2 separate regions of the Homo sapiens genome follow, and region 2 is linked to region 1. Evidence: chromatin contacts called from ENCODE Hi-C or POLR2A ChIA-PET data. All regions are on one chromosome and are shown on one strand. The core of a region is the stretch at or near the end of the contact, and the rest is flanking DNA. Distances in the headings are between cores, read along the strand shown.

What was found. Hi-C counts contacts between places; a loop is a spot of excess contacts on that map. ChIA-PET counts read pairs that join two places held with the same protein, here RNA polymerase II (POLR2A).
Region 2: a loop to region 1 is called in a map of ascending aorta, with 9 times the contacts of the local background. The contact joins two enhancer-like sites. A Hi-C loop is called at or near these places in 1 of 168 maps with a recorded cell type or tissue (ascending aorta). POLR2A ChIA-PET finds 5 or more read pairs at or near these places in 1 of 52 experiments (activated naive CD4-positive, alpha-beta T cell).

What each region holds. Positions count from the first base shown.
Region 1 is chr4:105,190,247-105,193,781 of GRCh38, reverse strand. TET2 (tet methylcytosine dioxygenase 2) reads right to left here. Exons shown (of 11, transcript NM_001127208.3): 2 at 3,277-3,422. The region is part of intron 2 of TET2-AS1 (TET2 antisense RNA 1); the gene reads left to right. Among named protein-coding and RNA genes, the nearest start is that of TET2, 45 kb to the right of the region's middle. Within about 2 kb of position 1,786, at least 4 of the 41 ENCODE cell types and tissues checked have a DNase peak (open chromatin) inside an H3K27ac peak, as active enhancers do.
Region 2 is chr4:107,995,168-107,998,550 of GRCh38, reverse strand. The region is part of intron 1 of HADH (hydroxyacyl-CoA dehydrogenase); the gene reads right to left. Among named protein-coding and RNA genes, the nearest start is that of HADH, 7.0 kb to the right of the region's middle. Within about 2 kb of position 1,415, at least 8 of the 41 ENCODE cell types and tissues checked have a DNase peak (open chromatin) inside an H3K27ac peak, as active enhancers do.

The sequences.
Region 1 (3,535 bases), core at 537-3,036:
TCTGATTGTCTTAACTGACTCATGCTGAATTCAAACTCATATGTCCCAACTTCCCTATTTCTTTTAATACCAACACGTAATTAATCATTTTGAAAATTTTAGAGAAATCTTTGACTCCTCTCTTTTATCTCTTACGTGCAGTCAGCAAATAAATCCTCATGATTTTTCCTTAAAATATATAAAATCTATCTTCCCTTCTCTCTTAACAAAATCCATTTTCAATTTATCTCCTAAATTACTCCAACTACTGCCTCCATTTCCTTATTTGTTTAAATTTGTAAAAATAATGATATAGCTAAATACAAGAATTCACCTTTCTACTCATCTGCTCTAATTATTCCCCAATATTTTCAGGATAGCATGCAATAATCTTTAGCTTGACTTTAGGATTTTACTAAATTTGGCCTTACCCTGCTTTCCCATCTTCTCTCTATTTGCCAACATGAACTTTATACAAGGTCGCCTTTTTCCTGCTTCCCACTTGCCCTCTGCCTGGCCCATTCCTGCCCTAAAGGCCAACATTCTTATTTCACTCCATTTCATGCTGTTTCCCCTCCACTTCTCTCCACTGGGATGTCATTCTTTGTTATCGATCCCAATTCTTCCTGTCCTTCAGGATCCAGGCCATGCCCTGTCACCTTCCTTTGTGAAGCCTCCTCTGTTATAGTCCAGATGGACCTTGCTATTCAACTTCCAAAGTTCTTGTCCATATCACTTACTTAAGTGTATGTGTAAATATTTACTGATGTATAAGATACTGTGATTCTTTTTAAATCACTCTGCATAAAACCTTTTACTACTCCAGGTCTTTTGGCTGTTCTCCACTACCTGCAATTCCTTCAGATAACTTCATGGCTTGTTTTTATATCTTTATCAGATTTTTATTTAAGACATAATCTTCTCTTGAAGCTGCCTTACTTGACTACTATATCTTCAATTACTACCTAACCCTGCCACTCAATTTCCTTTTTCTGCTTTACATTTTTAAAACTTAGCACTTCTTGGTATTTACTATATTATACATTTTATTTTGTATGTGTCTGTCTCTTACTCTAATGGATTCTAAGCTCAACAAGGGAAGAGATTTTTGCCTCTTACTCATTAATGCCACTCTAGTTCCTAGAAGAGTGCCTGGTATTTGGCAGGTGCTCAAGAAATATTTTTGAATGAATTCATATTTCAAAAACTAAAAGCAACATTAATAAAAGTGGTTAATAATAAAACAAATACCAATATAAAATTGAGAACTTACTATATGTTGGGCAATGTACAGGTAATGCATAAAATAATCCTGTTATTATCTATTATTACCTACTTTCTTCTTTGCCATTTAAAGCAGGGCTTACAGAGGTTAAATAATTTTCCCAAGAACACATTCCTAATAAATGTACTAAAAATAAACTCTAGGCTTATTTGCTATTGAAAATATGTCAAGGGCTGAGCTTATCCAACTGTAAAAAATTAAATGCAAAACAAGATTTTTGAGGAGATATGAGGGAAGAACTCCTCAGAGAGCTACCTGTAAAACCTTTTCCCTCAATGGCTAATATTTTAATTTGTTGTCTTCGTTTTTTTTTTAAGTTATCTTATAATTTTCCATAAACTTCTGCACTTTATTCCTTACCCAGGCTTAACGTTCAAGAAGAGAAAATCTTCTGACTAATGTTATGACTTCATTAAGGAGGAAAATTCCATCTTAAAAATGCGCTCTCAGTTCTCATGTAAAAGACAAGAGCAGAATGAGTAGTCACAGTTCTCACAGAGTGAGGTAAAGCAATCATCAAGGGAGGAGGGGAAAAGTAAAGAATGCTTTATTCATAATTACCTAAGATTTTCCAGCATGAGAGGGGAAAGAGGAAGTCTATTTTCAGTGACAATGATTACTCTAAAAATATTAACATGCAAGGGGAAAATTTTCATTCTGAGAGTTACTACTATACTGAGTTCTCTTTCCCTCACAGAGTGACTTAAAATTCCCAAGGTAGAGAGGTAATCTAGACAGATGCGCTTGCCCTGTGTCTTGAAAATGGCAACATCCAGGAATCATGGGAGTTCAACTGAGGACACACTGGAAAGGATTTCTCAGCACCAGAACAGTCTCTGAGAAGTATCAAGTGGCAGAGTGGATACTTATATCCTCAGGTGTCTGCAGTAAGGCAGAGATTAGAGCTATACAGGCTTATTAGAAGATTTGTTATGCTGAATGCATAAACAAGATTTAGTGAAACTGAAGCTGAATTACCTACTAAAAGGATTATAGACAAAAAAAAAGCCTAATTCTTCCTTTTTTCTATCTAATCCAGAGTCTCTCCTGCAATGTCTCTATAATTTTAACTGTCTTATATAGTTCAGGCAAAATTATATATTGTAGAATTCATTCTCATCTTCATCTTAAACATTTTAGACAAAAATATATTAGTTCCCTACTTCTATACATGCATATATGAGAAAATGGTCTGACAACCCTTAGGTTGGGACACTCAGCAGGTCATGGCATTCAGAGCAAATTGATTTTTATTAAGATAATTATAAGAACATGATTAAAAAAGTATTTTGTATCTCCCTCTTTCTTTTGTATTTTCAGAAAATCATATGAACTGGGCCTGGGGGCATGCACCTGTAATCCCAGCTCCTTAAGAGGCTAAGGCAGGATGATGGCTTGAACCCAGGAGTTTCAGAGCAGCCTGGGCAACATAGCCAGACTCTGTCTCTATCCATTAAAAACAAACCGTATGTAAAATCACATAGCTGCTCCTGAGATCTGCCATTCCATAATTTAGTTCTCTGCTAGTTCTATGGCACCAAATTGTCACAAGACTGACTAGCCAGGTGCAGGAGGTACTCACTTTTCAGATCAGCAAGTAACCACAAATACCATTTATTTGGTCCTTAACAAGATTGAGACGAAGTGGCTACAAGTGAAGCAAAATGGAGGCGATAAATACTCTAACAACTGGTTATAGATATCACATTTTCTTATGTTTATAGTTACATTTGAATAATCCTTACCTCTTTTTAAAAACTCCATAGACATTGAGAATTGATAAAAATCTATCTTTCTCCAGAAAAATACAGCTATACATAAGTCAGTACACAACTTTAGTAAATTCACAAATCTTAACAATCTAATCCATGTGTCCTAAGCATAGACAATAAAGAAAAGTATTTGAGAGGGTGCAGGGTAACTTGAAGTTGAAGTTTGGGAGAGAGATTACCATTACATTAGGAATAAATTCATACTTGACAAACAAGTGTCAACTGTCTCCACTGTCTTACCAGCAGCTCAGTCCCTTACTGCTCTTCCTGGATCATGTCCTATTGGCTGCTGCTGAGCCCATCTCCTGCTTCCAAGCGTTGTAACTCAACAGGAGCAAAGGCAAGTAAACAATCTTGAGAGGGTGTGCTGCTGAATGTTTGCCAGCCTAGAGAAGACAGAGTTTGAACATTTTTAAGTTAGCAAAAAGGAACAGGGTATATACACCTGATATAAAGAGTTTAAAAGGTTTTGGATACCTATAATTGGATATTTCCATTA
Region 2 (3,383 bases), core at 166-2,665, 2.8 Mb before region 1:
ATCCCAGGACTTTGGGAGGCTAAGGCGGGCAGATCATGAGGTCGGGAGTTAGAGACCAGCCTGACCAACATGGTGAAACCCTGTCTCTACTAAAAATACAAAAATTAGCCAGGCATGGTGGTGCACGCCTGCAATGCCAGCTCCTCAGGAGGCTGAGGCAGAAGAATTGCTTGAACCTGGGAGGTGGACACTGCAGTGAGCCAAGATCACGCCTCTGCACTCTAGCCTGGGTGATAGAGAGAGACTCTGTCTCAAAACAAAACAAAACAATCATTTCCAGTTAGTAAGCCTACTCCCCAAGATCCTCTCAGCCCTAAGCTAGATGTCCCCCATATGCCCTGTAACATCCCTGCATCTGTGTACCACAGCACCTACCAAACTGTGTTATAGTAATCTGAACTCCTCTACTGTAGGCTCCTGACCAAATGTCATTCATCTTTGTACACTGAGAACCTAGACCCTGCCTGGCTGTGGCTGGCCCTCAGGGAATGTTGACTGAATAAAGACATTTGTTGGTAAAGTCAAGATGAGACCTGGTGGCTCTTTCCACTGCTGTAGCTGATGGCCTCTCCTGATAACGTAACCTCTTATTTAGAAAATAACTACAGAGAAACAAGTACAATTCATTCTCCTGAGTAATTCAGTAACACCCAAGTTACCGCCAACTTTCTGGGATGGAGAAGGCAGTGGAGAAATGAACTGCAAAAAAAGAAAGGCCTTCTTCTTCTCCTTTCATAGACATCTGTTATTTTTACAACAAATGAGGAGGACTCTTCCTGGCAGTTTGAGTGACCACAATTTAAATCAATCCATTGAGAACTCATGTTTTATATTACAGTGACCTACATGCTGGTAAGACCTTGAGGACAAGCAGTCTGCAATGGAAAAAAAAATATTTGAAGGCTATGTCCTCAGCTCCATGACTTTTCTAGGCCTGGTGGAAGGCAGGCTCAGCCAGAGAGGAAATATTTTTAGACACGGCTGCTTCAGAGTTGTAAAAATAGGCTAAGTGACTAGCACATTTGTCAAAGCCCCAGAGCACTCTGACCACAGGACCAAGTAAACATGCCAAGCAGAAGCACACTGGATTTATTTATCTTTGTAAATGTATCAAGAAGATTTGAAGCAGCTTTCTCCGAAGCACAACTTGAGTGGTGAGTCTATGAGACCTACATCAACTGGTCTGGTGACTGGTCTCCCTCCCATCTCCTCCCTCAACAGTTCCACTGGATGTCCCATGTGCCTAGACATTACAAGGAGGGCCACCGTTTTCATCCTCTCTCTGGAAAATCCCAAAGTTATGCAAACTATCTACCACACATGATTTCTGACTTTCTTCAGATCCCCAGAATAAGTAGACTGAGTCAGAGCTCCCTGAGGCCAACTGTGCTTCAGAGGCTGCAGCGCCTTAACAGCAAGGCCTGCCTTTTACGGTTGTCATGGTTTGATCCAGAGAGGAAAAAAGTCATACATCAGTTGCATCTCTCAGGGCTGGCATTTCTGGGTTTATGATTGTCTCTGGTTGTGTAATGTCTTGAACTCTGCCATCAGCACAAGTTGTCTTCCCTGACTTCAACAATTAGCAAAAGCTGTTCTGTTGAGGATGTCAACCACCACCACCACAACCAGCTGGTTTGTTCTTTTTTTTTTTTTTTTTGAGAAGGAGTCTTGCTCTGTTGGCCAGGCTGCAGTGTAGTGGTGTGATCTTGGCTCACTGCATCCTCCGCCTCCTGGGTTCAAGCAATTCTTCCACCTCAGTCTCCTGAATAGCTGGGACTGCAGGCATGTGTCACCATGCTCAGCTAATTTTTGTATTTTTAGTAGAGACAGGGTTTAACTTTGTTGGCCAGGCTAGTCTCGAACTCCTGACTTCAAGTGATCTGCTCGCCTCAGCCTCCCAAAGTGATGGGATTACAGGCGTAAGCCACCATGCCTGGACTGGTTTTTTTCTTCAAACAGTTAAATTAATTGGACAGACTCCTTTATTAGACTTCGAATTTTACATTTCAAAAAGTATTTCTAAAAGGCAAAGAAAGTGTGCGCCCATTTTTAGACTAGAATTGTGTTACATAGTTTTTTTTTAATTCAGTAAGTGTGTAGGTTTCATAATAACCCAGATAACCTCTCCCAGACTTCTCACCTCCCACAAATTCTGAAAAGGTAAAGGGATAACCAGACATGTCAACAGCATCGTTATATTTAAGAATCCCTGGAAGATGTTGCTATGATGGACACTTTCCGGGTAGAGGAGAGTTATAAATCCAAATGCCTCTCCAGGAAGACTAATATGACAATGTTTGCCATGATGAGTGGGTTTTTTCTTTTAGTTTTTGCTGAAAGGACCAATTAAGAGGCTCCCATGACAATTCAGGTTAACACACCTGGTCTAGGAACTGCAAAGGAGAGGGCAGAGGAAAGAGCTCTCCCATGACCAAAAAGTTACAGAGCCTTTTCTGGTATGGAGACACTGATTGTGATCCCATCTTCAGAGTACATGTGGCTGGAAGAACAACTGCAGCAACAGGAGGGGCAAGCTCTCTGGAAAAAGCTGGAGGGGAAATAATGAATTAGATCTTGGCAGGTGAGTTTGAGTCTACCATGGGCAGAAGGATGGCAGCACAGCACCCTGATGTAGACGACCAGCAGGTAGACTAACTTTGAGTCCAGAGCCAAGGAGACGTCAACCTGGGATGTACTGATTCCAGAGAGCCACAGAGGATCCCCTGCCATGGATGCCACACTTCTCCCCACAATACAGCACTTGCCAGAGGTGCAGGCAGAACTGAATTCAGGCTTGGGGATTTACAGGCAGCAGAACAGAAGAGAACTCAAGTTCTAACCCCAGCTCTGCCTCTGACCATTGACCCCAGGAACCATCTCTGCAGGGGTGATTATTGTAATGGTCACATGAAATTAAATAAATCAAAATTCTTTGAACAGAATAAAGTGTCATATTTTGTAGAGTGGTTTTAGCTCTACAAAAACCAGTAAATGGTACACTATCTTTCTCAACAACCCACATAAATAAGTCTTAACATCTTTAGAATTGCTGGAACTCCCTATATCAAAACTCTTCCGACAGTGAAGACAATCTAAGAGAAATCCTCACTAGATCAGGTCTGATGGGTCTATGTGAAAGCAGCTAATATTTATCAGACAGTTACTATCAAACACACTAATGCTATTCTAGGAGCTTGTATATTAGTTCATTTAACTTTCACAGCTGTCAGGTGAGTCTCATTATTCCCAGGTAAGTAAAGAGGCAGAGAGGAGTTAAGTGATTTGCCCAAGGTTCCTAAAGGCAGGATAGGAAGGCTAGCATCTAAACCCTGGCAGGGACCTCATAGCCTGTACTTTTGAGATTAGAATACCACTACCAGAAA